Regions from separate parts of the Homo sapiens genome. Here region 2 is linked to region 1. The links are chromatin contacts, found by Hi-C in ENCODE. All regions are on one chromosome and are shown on one strand. The core of a region is the stretch at or near the end of the contact, and the rest is flanking DNA. Distances in the headings are between cores, read along the strand shown. Region 1 holds the start of THORLNC (testis associated oncogenic lncRNA). Region 2 holds the start of RALB (RAS like proto-oncogene B).

Region 1 (6,544 bases), core at 2,043-4,542:
AGGCGGCAGGGACAGATGGTGCCTTAACTCTTCTTTGATAGATTTTAATGGTGAAATATTGATTTCTGTCTGGCCAAGACCTGCTGTTAGGGGCCAAAGTCATTTGTTGGGTATTGCCGGACACCCAGTTGGCCCAGCGTAATCAATCATTTTTGGCAAGGCAGGTGAAAATCCAGAGAGAAGCACCTTGGAACCCAAACTGGAGCGTGATGTGTCTGAGTCCAGCCACCTAGAGAAAGAGGGAGAGAGAGAGGACTCTTGGAGATTGTGCTTGTAAAGAATTATTAATGATAAGACATGTTTACTGAGGAGAGTCGCAGCGAATCAGAGCTGACATGAAATAGTCCGGGAGCCTCGTGGAGAAAATGAGCCTCTTGCTAAGAGCGACTATATTTTATTTAAACATCCTTCTAAGGCTGAGAACTCAGGTAATCTGTTGTGTTACAAGCCACTGGCTGTTGTTGCTATCCAGAGAGATAACACTGAGGCGCTAATAGGAACACATCAATCACAATCAGGCTGCAATTCCAGCGGTGTCTTGTCCTCCCAGCTCCTCTTTAAGCTCCTTAATAATGGTGATAACATAGTTCGGGGGCTGCTGAGAGGGGCTCTCCCCTCTGAGGGTCATATTCATAAAGTGAATAGCTTGCCAAGTCAGCATCCAGGGAACGGGATCTATGCTGGGGGACTTGTGTGCAGGAGAGGGAGGGGCATGGACCAGCTGGGGAGGGTTGGACTCCAACAGGAGAATTTTCTATCATCTGTTGGTCCCTGGGTTTTGTGATGTCACTTCTGCCTCCTTCCTAAGAAAGGGGTGTGAGTGTGCATATTATATGTAATTATTAAATAACAAGAATCATTTTCTTGGGCAGCTTATAAAATGGTTTAGAAGGCAATTCCCAAAGGGAACCCTCAACATGTTCTGAGTGATGACAACCTCATGGGAATAAGTGTGTGGCTTCCCTGGAAGATTCTGGTGCAAGATATGTCAGGAGGGTGGGGATGGGTGGGGGAAGGGGCCATCCTAGTCTCTGCAGCTCTGTGTCAGCCTCTAACCTATCACCCTCAAGGTTAAGCATCTATTTACTTGTTTGACTCCCCCATAGGTGATGAGTTCTTGAGGGTGGCCATTGTGTCTAATTAATTATTGTATCCTCAGTACCCCAGCACATGGCTTAGGGACTCACAAGATGCTCAATACATGAATATGGCTGAATATACAAGTGCAGGCAGGTGTTTATGTTAAAAAGAAGTCAGACATACTTCCTTGCACCTTTTGACAGTTCACACGAACATGTGTGTGTTATGCATGTACATAAATATATAAATTCATAATAGAATGCACTGACCTTATGAAGACATGCAACACATTTTATATCTACTTGTGTGCTTTACTTTTTATGAAACAGCATAACTTAATGGATAATACACTGGACTCTAGAGCCAGACTGCTTGGATTCAAATCCTGGCTCCACCACTTATTAGAAGATGACTTTGGGCAAGCTGCTTCAAACTTTTGTGCCTCAGTTATCTCATCTGTAAAGTGGGGATAATAACAGTACCTACAATTTGAGGATTAAATGAGTTATTAGATGTGAAGCATTAATAGCAGTTCCCTGCAAACATAAGTATAAATATTTTATGTTATATATTATGCTTAAATTATATGTCTAGCCATGGCATTATATTCAAAATATTTACATAAATGAACGCATATATATGCATTCCTTTAGATAACAATAGAAAATAAGGTAGGTCGCACCATTTCAAGCCCAAAAGCCATATGACCAGAGCCAAGTTGGACAACGGCACGCAGGAGAATACCAGCCTAGGGCACTCAGGGGGCATATATATATGCATCAAAAGCCTTTACATGGTTGGTATTAGGAATCCCAACAAGTATTTGCCTTGTTCTCTTTGATATAGCAAACCCGCGCTTAGAGCCGTACGTTTATCTTGGTGGAGCTTCGGTGGGATGGTGGATATTTTGATTCATGGTAAATTTGTGTACTCTTAACGCTATTTCATGTTGGGGCGTCAGTGGTCGGTACACTTGCCTGACTGTATTTATCTACCAAAACCTGTAAGTGTGTGTCTCTAGCTAAACAAGTGTATATATTGGTATTCATATACAAAGGCGCTGCAGGACAGGAGGAGCCCAGCTTTGTGGACGGCCCAGCTGTGCAACCTGCCCCCAGATGTGAGCCTGCAGGCGGCAGATTCCGCTTAGATTATCTTGCTTACCTAATGATGTTTGCTTCACTGCCTTGCTCGATTGTGTTCACCAGGACGGCAGGCTATTAAAATGTCAAGGCACATTGAATTGTTGTTATCCGGGAGAGAGACCTTTCCAATCAACCTGTGTTGTGGGGGTTGCAAAAACTCCCTCCGAGAAAGCGATTGGAGAGAGGCTTTATGGCTTTTTTACATAGATGGGGGTGAGCGGGGAGGTTGAGAGAGGGCACGGCGGGGGAGGGGGGAGGAGGGGGCGGGGGGAGAGGTGGGGCAGGAGCCCGGGTTTATGGCAGCCGGAGTGTGCTAATTAAAATGCCATCTTCTCAAACAGGTATTGGTGGCTTCTTGCTTTTCCATTTATGGATAACTGCAATATGGCCTTGCCGTTTGGTTTAAAAAAGGGAGAGGGGGAGGTGACTCACAGCGGGCAGTGGCAGTGGGAGCTGCAGTGCTGAGGATCTGGGTGGGGTATAAGGAGCGATTGTAAGGCAGAAACACCAAGGAGTTATATCCCTGATGTATTGGCAGGAAGGGCTAGAGAAAGAAACAAAAACAAAGACTTCCTTGGCCCTGCGCCTGTCCAGGCTCTGCTAAGAGCCACGTTCCCTGCATACAGACGTCGGCGGGCCTTTCTGGGTGACAGTGCTGAGCCGCGGCTGCAGTGTCACCAAGCGGCACCTCGGCCCCGGCCCCGCCCGCGCCAGCTGGGACAGTCTGGAGACCTTCTTTTCATGCCGTCAAGTCTCATTTTGCCAAGGATTTATTTTTCTTCGGGGAGAGAGGGAGAGCGGGGGCAAAGGATGTTCTCTTAAAGTATCCAGCGATCAGAGCCGCTGAAGCCTCCAACCAGAAACTCAAACTTCCCTGGATTGACTTTTCCCCCTTTGTTCACATCATCTCACAAATATTTGGCTTTCCCCGGCCACGTCTGTTCTATTTCTGCTCCGGAGAGATGGCTTTGTTTTTGCTTTCGTGCGGTTCTGCGAGGCGCTCCACGATCCCGCCCCCTGGCATGGCAGCACCTACCGGCGGCGCGAACTCGGCTGCTGTGGGCTGCTGCGCGCTCTCGCCTTTGTCAGTTTCATCAGCCGGCGTTTCAGCTGCGCGCGCGCATGCGCCTGCCCACCCCTCCGCCAGTTCCGGGCTTGCGTCCCCGCCAGGCTCCCGCGCCCGTGGTTCTCAAGTTTCCCGCCCTTCTAGCCCGCGCTACACCCTTCCCAGCTCGCCACTTTATTTTCTCGTTGTTGGCGCAGCCCGTTCTTCCGGCCTAAACCAAATCTCATTTTCGTTCCTCGCCTCCTCCCTCCTTCTCGTGACTGGATTTTGGCAGAGTATCTCTGTGGGGCTACCCCAGATCCCTCAGCCTTGGATCCTTCCATGGGCCATGCTCCTGGAGTGTCACTGGCCAGCGAGACTTGCTTTGGTCTGTTTTCCCCATCTTTTATCTGAAGACTTCTACCCCCACAGCCGCAGCACGCAGTCCGGCGCCGCTTGGGAAGCTTTGGACGGGATGCTCCCTCCTTCTGCTTCCCTAGTAGGGGTGAGGGCCGCATATTTGAGTTCCCAGGCCACTTTTCTCTCCCCTATAGCTTTAAAATGCTTCCTTGAAAGTGTCCGTTTACTTGTCTTGAATTAAATTGGTTTATTTATTTAATCAACACATATTTATTGAGAATCTACTATATTTAAGTATTAACCTGTTGTTAAATGTTGGGGATATACTGGGAAGAAAAACAGACACCTCTCAGCCTCCCATGGCCTATAAGAGATTTTCTCTGGGTCGAGGACCATGCAGTATTTGTTTCTGTAACCTGGAACATATAGATGCTCAATAAGTTTCAAATGGACGAAGGAAAGAAACAAATTCTCTCCCTGCCCTGAGCCACCCCCCATTTTCTATGTGCTGTATCATAATGCCGAAACACAAGCTCACTGTGATAACGTTGGTAGATTTTTCTCAAATTCCTGTATTTTCATTTTCTCCCCCTCTCCTGCTGAAGGTCTTCAGAGCCACCAGGTGGCTTTGGTCCAGTTCTAGCACTCCATTTTATTAAGGCACAGATAGGACAGCGTCAAATATCAAGTGGTTAATTGGTGATGGAGCCCAGAACAGATTTGACCTTGGGCCTCCACAGTCCTAGTCCGTGGCTCCGTAAATGACACATAGACTTGCATGTCCTTGTCTCCTGTGCCTGTCACATGTCCCCCAGCCAGAATGTCAAGAAAATGTTAAAGCAGGCTGGTACCTAGTTTCCATTAAATTCTCTTCTAGGTTCTTCCTGGACTCTCTCTGGCACTGCTTAAGAGGGAGATTAACTTAATGGATATTAAGACATGATTTCCTTTCTTAGCTTCCCCTTAGCCCCTACCCTTGCCCTCAATTAACTGTATGCAGCACAGTAGGCTCAGCTCTATCTTAATTGGATTTTCTGACAATCACCAGTAACTTGGAGCTGAGTGCTGTGCCCATCACCTGGGTCAGTTTATTTCCATGATTAGATTTATTTAATCAACATAACCCCCATGTACCTGGGCTGAGAGGGACAGATAGCTGCCCAAATGTTCCCTGGACATTGTGCTAATGGCAGACTTGATTTCATGCCAGCAACCTTAGCCTCAGCCAGAGCTGGCATTTGAAATCGTCACTGTGGTGGTGAGGCCATGGCTTCGGGGCTCCAGGGGGTGCTGCAGTGATCCAATAGCCTGACACAGGGGGAAGACGAAGAGGGGCATTGGAGGGACTGAGTCACCAGCAGCAAAGGACAGCTCTGCCTCTCCTGTGGTACACTGGGGGCAGCGTGGATTCCATCATATATCAGCTGGGTCTTTTGGCTTCCATCTAAGTTCCTTATCTGTAAAATGGGAATAGTAATGATCACAAGATTGCTATAAGGACTCAATGAGATAAGGTCTATAAAGTGACCATCTCAATGCCTTGCGCAGAGTGTACCCCACCCCTATATTTCTCTGTCTGGTGTAAGTGCACACACGCATGCACACACACACACACACACACACACACACTCACAAGCTTCTTCATACTGGCTGGGATCCTCTTCATTCTTTCACTTTCATCTCATCTTTTGCAATATTTCTTTATTCTCTTCTTCCTTTCCCTGCATTTCCTTTCCTCTTGCTCCCTCTCATTCCCTCTTTTCATTTGGCTGCATTTCCTTATCTTTCTGATGAAGATTTCTCCTCTGCGCCCTGCCCATAATGGGTCCTGTGATCTGGGCAGTTGCTCCTCTGTCTCTCCAGAAGCACTTGTCCTAGCTGGGTTATCCTGTCCTGCAGTCATTTACTTCCAAGTCTGTCCCATCATCAGACTCTGGGCCCCTCGAGGCAGGGACTGTGGCTTGGTCGGCTAGCAAATAGGGGAGACTTGGTAAGGTTGGTGGAAGGAGGCAAAGACTCTTTTTGTGATTCAAAGTCAGTCTTAAAAACTCCAAAGAAGCACCTGGCCACCACTAGTTCCTATGCGGTTTATAAAAATTCGAGAGGCACCTCCTTCCTCCAGCCAGGGAGTCTGGCTAGCTGCATGGAGGATGGGCTGGGCTTTGGCCCTCATTTGCTCCCTTGGTTCAGGGCCTGTGCGTAGGGCGCACTCCATAGCTGTATGAGTTATGCTGTAGAGTAGCCAAGGATGCAGACATGGGCTGCCTGGGCACTGGCCACTTGCTCCTTGAAGTGGACCAGGCTTCTGCTTTTAAAGAAGTCCCTGCCATCAAGCTCCTCCTCGGTCATGTAGCTATTTCCCACTGAGCCTCAGTGGGATGTGGGTAGCTGCCACCCAGTGCGACATAGCTGCCTGCACCCCCATGGACATGCAGTCATTTGGCAGTGGTTGCTACCTTCAAGGCAGTAGAAGGGAAGAGTGCCTCCTTCCTCATTTGCCCTGAAGCTGCCCCCATAGAATGACTTTTCTGCTTTAGTATTTCCCTTGAGGTGATTGTGGAGAAAGGCAATCATCTGTCCAGCTTCTTTTATTAAGTGCCTACTACATCAGGTACTGTGCAAAAGTTCTTTGTTCCTCACAAATCTCCAGGAAGTAGGCAGAGTCTCCTCATTTCAGATATGGAAATCAAGGCTCAGAGGAAAAAAGTAAGAATGGAAGATTCTTTCCAGCACTCTGTTCTCCTCGTTTCCAGGGATGGCACCCGACCTCTGGCGTCTCTGAAGATCCTCTTTGGTATCTGTCAGGCCTCAGCAGTTAGGTTGGAAGGGGCACCTCTGAGTTGGGTAAGAGATATGGTTTGAGAGACTGGCTGGGTTACGACTTTGTTTGGCCAAAGTTTGGGCCATATCAAAA
Region 2 (6,544 bases), core at 2,970-5,469, 2.1 Mb after region 1:
TCTCCCCACCACAGCCAGAGTAATGTTTTTTCTTTTTTCTGACAGCTTCTTGCTGTGTCGTCCAGGCTAGGGTGCAGTGGCACGATCTCAGCTCATTGCAACCTCTGCCTCCTGGGCTCAGCCTCCGCCTCCTGGACTCACTCAATCTCCTACCTCAGCCTCCCTGGTAGCTGGCACCAGAGGTGTGCACCACTGTCTGGCTAATTTTTTTATTTTTTATAGAAATGGGGTCTCGCCATGTTGCCCAGGCTGTTCTTGAACTCCTGACCCCAGGAGATTCACCCTCCTTGGCCTCTCAAAGTGCTGGGATTATAGGCATGAGTTACCATGCCTGACCCAGAGTAATCTTTTTAAAACCAAAATCAAAGCATGTCAGCCTCCTGTTTGAACCTTGTGTTAGTCTTTTTTTTTTTTTTTTTTAAGACGGAGTCTTGCTCTGTTGCCCAGGCTGGAGTGCAGTGGCATGATCTTGGCTCACTGCAACTTCTGCCTCCTGGGTTCAAGCAACTCTCTTCTCAGCCTCCCGAGTAGCTGGGATTACAGGCATCTGCCACCACGCCTGGCTAATTTTTTTGTATTTTTAGTAGAGATGGGGTTTCACCATGTTGGCCAGGCTGGTCTCAAACTCCTGACCTCATGATCCACCCACCTTCACCTCCTAAAGTGCTGGAATTACAGGCGTGAGCCACCGCGCCCGTCCGTGTTAGTCCATTTTGTGTTGCTATAAAGAAATACCTGAGACTGGGTAATTGATAAAGAAAAGAGGCTTAATTATTAATTAGCTCATGTTTCTGTAGGCTGTACAGGAGGCATAGCACTGGCATCTGTTCCTGGGGAGGCTTCAGGAAGCTTCCAGTCATGGCGGAAGGCATAGTGGGAGCAGGTGCATCTCATACTGAGAGCGGGGATAAGAATAGGCGGGGAGGTGCCACGCACTCTTAAACAACCAGACCTTGTGTGAACTCAGAGCAAGAACTCACTCATTGCCAAGGAGTAGCACTAAGCCATTCATGAGGGATCTGTCCCTATGATCAAAACAGCCCCCCACCAGGCCCCGCCTCCAACAGTGGGGATTACATTTCAACATGAGATTTGGAGGGGACACACATCCAAACCATATCAAACCTCTTCAGCAGTTTCTACCGCACTAGGAGTAAATTTCAAACTCCTCTGTATAACCGAGAAGCCCCTGCATCATCTGGCTCTTGCCTCCCCTTCCAGCCCTGTGTGACTCACTTTCCCCTGCTCACCATTCCAGGCCTCCTGGCCATTCTCAGCAGTACCAAGCTTTCTTCTGCCTCAGGACTTTGCACAGGCTTATGCCTCTGCCTGAAATACTCTCCTGTCCTTCCTCCTACCCCCATCTTTTGCTAAGATTGATTTTTCTCATCCTTGAGGTCCTAGCTTAAATGTCACTTCCCAAGAGAGATCTTTTTTGACCACCCAGTCTAAAATAATTTGTAATGACATAATTTGTAATTTTTGGGGTGCTTGTCTGTTTACTGGCCTCTTCTCTGTCCTTTTGTGTGAGTTGTTCACCTTGCATCCGTCAGAGCAGGCTAAGCTATGTGCAGTAACAAACAACTCCCACATCGTAGTGTCTTCAAACCATAAGGGCTTATTTCTCAGTCATTCTAAATGTCCATCACAGGTTGGTAGGGGGCCTGTGCTCATTGTAGAAACCCTGGCTGATGGAGCAGTCACATTTCCTAACATTCTCAGTAGCCATACCAAGGACAAGAGAGCTCTGGAGGGTCTTATATTGGCAATTAATTTCTCCAGCCTAGAAATGATTATGTGTCATTTCTGCTCACAAGTGATCGGTTAGAGCTAGTCACATGGCTCCACCCAACTACAGGGCTAGGAAGTTTCCAGTGCTCACAAGAGAGGAGTAGAAATGTTTGTCAGACAGCACTAAAGACTCCCACAGTAATCAATAAATACTTTAGAAGGATGGAGTGTCTAGAATGCTCTTTCCATGGCAGCAGTCGTTTACAGCATCCTTAAGGAGTCCTGCTGGGGATCTTGTATTTCTGCTGCTCAAGCCCCTGGCTCTGCTGGGAGTCAGAGTTCTGGTAGGGAAACTCAGCAGACAAGAGGTCCCCTGAGACCTGGAATGAGCCACCTTAGAGGCAGCTGAGGCTGGTGGCCTCTTGGTTCCCTTCTCCCGTTGGGACACGTTTCCCCTATTGGTGTCCTGTGTGAGACAGCCCCGCCAAAAGGGTCCTGCCACTCCTCTCTGAATATACTGCACAGCTCAGGGTCTGGCATGTCCAGGATCTGAATAGATGATCCTGCTGGAGGAGTCCCAGTAGGACCCCTCCGAGTTCTAGGCAGGCAGAGAATGAAAGCAGCATTTCTCAGAAAGCCCTGTGCATCCTGTTACCAATGCAAAGGAATGGCACTTCAGCACCCCAGAAAAGGTGGGGAAACCTCCTGCATCTGCTGTGGGTCCTAGGGGATGGGGGGCAGGTGGGAACAGTAGAATCCTGGCCTGTGGCCTGATTTCTGACCCTGTTCCCTCAACTATCATACCCTTTTCACTTGGGTAGGCTGCTGCAGCTGCTCTCCTCTCTATACTTGCATTTGACAAAGGGTACCACCACAGCAGGCCCTTTCCACCAGGCTGCACGCGGTCACACTTGATACAGATGGGCTTTGGGAGATAAGGCTGTACCAGATTGGTGATCACACACTTGACTGTACATCGTGGCCTCTGGTGGCAATCACTAATGTAAGCTCACATTCCTGAGGCACTCACCAAGTTCCTAGCACTGTACTGAGAGCTCTATGTGGACTTGCATGTACATCTTCTTACCTATAGCATGGAGGTGCTGCTATTGGGCAGCTGGTGAAACTAAAGCCCACAGAAGTAGTTTCCTAATTAAGTAACTGCTAGTCACAAGGTAGAGCCCTCCTTTAATCCTATGCTTCCAGACTCCAAACCTGTGCACTTAACTGTTACTCCGTAAGAAAAGGTTTGGGTCTGATTCCTCTTCTAGGTTATAAATACTAGGGAGCTTCCTCTTTGAGAAGCCTCCTACCCCATCTCCTTACTGTACCTAGCAAAGTGTCTGTCATACGATTAGCACTCAATAAAAGTTTTAAATGTGAATGAGAATGGTAAAAACAGAATACTTAGTAGGCTAACACTAGGATATTCTTCTGATTGCACTTTTTTGTTAAGTTGGTCACTTAAGACTAAGGTAAAGCTTCTGTGCTTTTTGATATAGATGCTGATGGAGGGACTGGATCTGGTAGATACATAGCAATCTAATCATGGCCCAAAGCCTCCAATATAGTATACACATGCATCCTAACTTACAATGATCAACAATGAAAGAATTAATTACACTGTGCTAGCAGCCATGGATATCACATTGCATAAGAGATAGTTCCCTCCCTTAGAGATAAGAGGCAGACGTTTAAACTGTCAGTTGCGATGGCTTGTGACTCTCATGAGGTCTGCGTAGGGGTCAGCACGGTCACAAAACCTGTGGAGGAGGAGGTGGTTAGGAAGGAAAATCCACCGAGATGAAGCTGTACTGGATACAAAATCACACGTTCCTGGGCTTTGGCAGGGAGCTTGCCCACTGCACTTCCTGCCTCGAGGCTATGGCTGGGGTGGGATTCTGGCCCTTGTAGGCGGCCTGGGTCCAGTCTCCGCCATGCACTCACTAACTCCATTACTGCTAATGGGATGTCATCAGCGAAGCGAGTGGTGGCGGCAGGTGGAGTCCCGCCCCAAGACCCCCGGGCGGCATCCCCATCGCCGCGCTCCAGCACTCTTCGCCACCTCGTAATTTTCTTCTGTTTCTGTATGATCAGGTCTGTCCTTCGCTTTTGCTTTCCATTACTTCGTCCTAGCCCTGGCCTGAATCCCACAACTGGCGCCCCACCTTGTGCACCCGCACCCGCCCTCAATACCGGCGGGCAGCTCCTCCACTGCCGCAGGGTTACCAGCTGCGTGTCCGAGGGGCAGAGAGAGAAACAGAGGGGGACGGGGCAGGCGCGCTGGGCCCGCCCCCCCGTGCCTGGGGCAGCTTCTCATTGGTGAAACCTCCTCCCCGGCCGCCCGCTGCTTGGAAAATCAGCCTCGGATTGGCTGACAGCCCCCCGACGGGCGTGGCTTCCGAGGAGAGGGCAAGAACGGAAGCGAGGGCGCGCTCTCGAGAGGAGGGGTTGCCTAGGCGACGCCGGAGGCGCGCTCGGGGGGTGGGAAAGCGAGCCCGGCAGCTCAATGACAAATCGGTGGAGGACGGCTGGGGTCCGGCCCCGGGAGGGGGCGGGGCGCGTTTAAGAGCTGCGGGCCGGGTGCGGACGGCGGAGGCGGCGGGACTGGTCCCTGGTAAGGGCGCGGCGCCCGCGGGCCCCGGGCGGGGTGGGGCGCGGGCTGGGGAGTGGGGTACGCCGCACGCCCGCAGCCTCTTGCTCCCTCCGTGCCGGGCTGTGGCCGGGCGGCGGCAGGACATGTCGCGCCCCGAGGCCGGCGGAGGGCGACGCCCCGGCAGCGGCCCCGCTCCGCTCCGGGAGGACTCCCTGGGGGAGTCTCGGCTTCCTGGGCTGCCTGGGGCTGAGGAAGTGGGGGCGGCCTCCGCCTCTCCCTTGTAGCCGCGGTTCCTTCCCTATCCCGCAGATGGCTCTGCTTCCACTTCCTGCCGCGGGCCTCCCGCTCGGGACCGTCCACTTCCTCAGTCCTCCGGCCGCGGCTTGGGCAGGGTCAGGGCTGGGAAGTGTTGCAAAAACTTAACTGCCCTCGGAACTTGCACGCGCCGTGAACTGGGCGGTGTTCCTAAAGGGCTTCGGTTTGCTGGTTTTGTTTTGGTCCTGTCTTGCAAATGAGCATAAAGTTGTTTCTCCCCCAGCCTCCTCCCCTTTCCTTTCTGATAGGGGCCAGCGGCGAAGGGGCTTCTAAGGGGAAGCGCCTGGACTGGGCATCGCCGTCCCGGTTCTTGCCGCCTGTGGGAGTGTGAGGTTAACCGTGCTCGGTGCAGGGTTGCGGGGCGCGGAGCTTGCTGCGTCCACACTGCTTGTGTGAGCAGTGTCCTCTCTGTGCTCATTTCCAACGAGAAACGTTGGAACTTTGGTGTTCTTATCAGGTGAGTCTTCGGGAGAGAAGTGCTTGTGCCTGGCGGACTGAATGAATTGGCCGTGGAAGAGACTTGGCTGATTGCTCATCTGGGTTACCTGTGACTCATCTTCAGCCCTTGTAGAACAGTGCACTTTCTGCTCTGTCCTGGTTTCCTAACCTCATTTCTTCTGAAGTTTTGGGGATGGATGGTGGGCATGGAGTATCAGAGGGGATAGTGAATCTTTTAGAGGTGTCAATGACTGATGTTCCAAGCAGAGCCATAAGATTGTTGGATGTCAAAGCTCAGAACCGGTCAAGGCTCAGAATGCTCCTTAAACCTGGAGCAATAGAAGCACAGTATCGAAGTTCCCAGAAATGGGCCGACCATGAAAGGTAGCACTGCATATTGGGAAAAACAGGAGGGGTGAGTTTGAAGACCTGGGTTTGATGCAGGTTCTGAGAGTTTACCGGTGTTGTGATGTGGAGCACGATCTTTCCCCCTCTGAGCTCCAGAGTCAGCAACTGTAGAAGGGTGATGATAGTTATCCTAATTGTTAGGATTAAACGAAATAGGAGCGGGGGAGAAGAAGGCCAGGGAGACATATCCTTTGTGCGTGGCTTTAGTTGTCAGCCGGTCTGCTTTATTCTGACCACATCTGGGGCTTTCCTTCCTTGCCCATTCACATTGCTTCCCATTGGAAACAGCACTCTTATCGGAGATCTCAGCCAGATTTCCCTCTGCCCGAGGAATAGAACATTTTCCCAGGATTGTGTGTGGAAAATAGTGTAAGTTATTAGATATCTTTTGGGAACTTGGGACCTAGACCATAAGGATAAACAGGATTTAGAGTCTTCCACGGCATATGAAGAGATTTTGGTAGAAGATGAGGGTAGAAAAGTTCTAAATTCTTGCCTTGACTGAAGATGGCTTGAGATTCCATGAAAAATTTTAAGCCTGAGAATTGAGATAATCCTTTTTTTGTTTGTTTTTGGGGGCAGAGTCTTGCGCTATTTCCCAGGCTGGAGTGGAGTGGTGTGATCACCGCTCACTGCAGCCCCCACCTCCCAGGCTCAGGTGAGTCTCCCACCTCAGCCTCCCGAGTAGCTTGGTACAGTCTTGCACCACCATGCCAAGCTAATTTTTGTATTTTTTGTAGAGATGGGGTTTCACCATGTTGCCCAGGCTGGTCTCGAACTGCTGGGCTCAAGCCATCCTACCACCTTGGCCTCTCAAAGTGCTGGGGATCACAGGTGTGAGCCACCCCGTCTGGCAGGGATAATTCTTTCTTCCAAATCACGTAATCCTACTATGCCTCTTTGCATTTAGTTGCTAAATTCTTACCCCCCTCATGTAACTTATGGAAGTTAGAAACATCATTAGAGACCTTTCTTGAAAGCTAAATTTGGAGACAATGTAAGACTAGAGTGCGAAGAGATCTAGGTGAACTCTGTAGTTTTCCAGTGTAACTTGTC

Evidence for each region. A loop is a pair of places that touch in the nucleus more often than their neighbours do. Pooled maps may share reads with other maps.
Region 2: a map of naive thymus-derived CD4-positive, alpha-beta T cell shows a loop between it and region 1 (9-fold over the local background). The contact joins the promoter of RALB here to the promoter of THORLNC in region 1. A Hi-C loop is called at or near these places in 3 of 168 maps with a recorded cell type or tissue (ascending aorta and naive thymus-derived CD4-positive, alpha-beta T cell) and 9 of 50 pooled maps.

Annotation. Positions count from the first base shown.
Region 1 is chr2:118,183,094-118,189,637 of GRCh38, forward strand. It overlaps THORLNC (testis associated oncogenic lncRNA), which reads right to left and starts at 3,293. Exons shown (of 3, transcript NR_144530.1): 1 at 3,138-3,293; 2 at 2,245-2,297; 3 at 1-229. LOC105373578 (a long non-coding RNA gene) reads right to left here. Exons shown (of 5, transcript XR_923249.3): 5 at 4,880-5,087. RefSeq lists enhancers at 3,278-3,457, 3,598-3,647.
Region 2 is chr2:120,248,633-120,255,176 of GRCh38, forward strand. RALB (RAS like proto-oncogene B) reads left to right here and starts at 4,220. Exons shown (of 5, transcript NM_002881.3): 1 at 4,220-4,348. RefSeq lists a silencer at 3,913-4,502 and an enhancer at 5,003-5,272.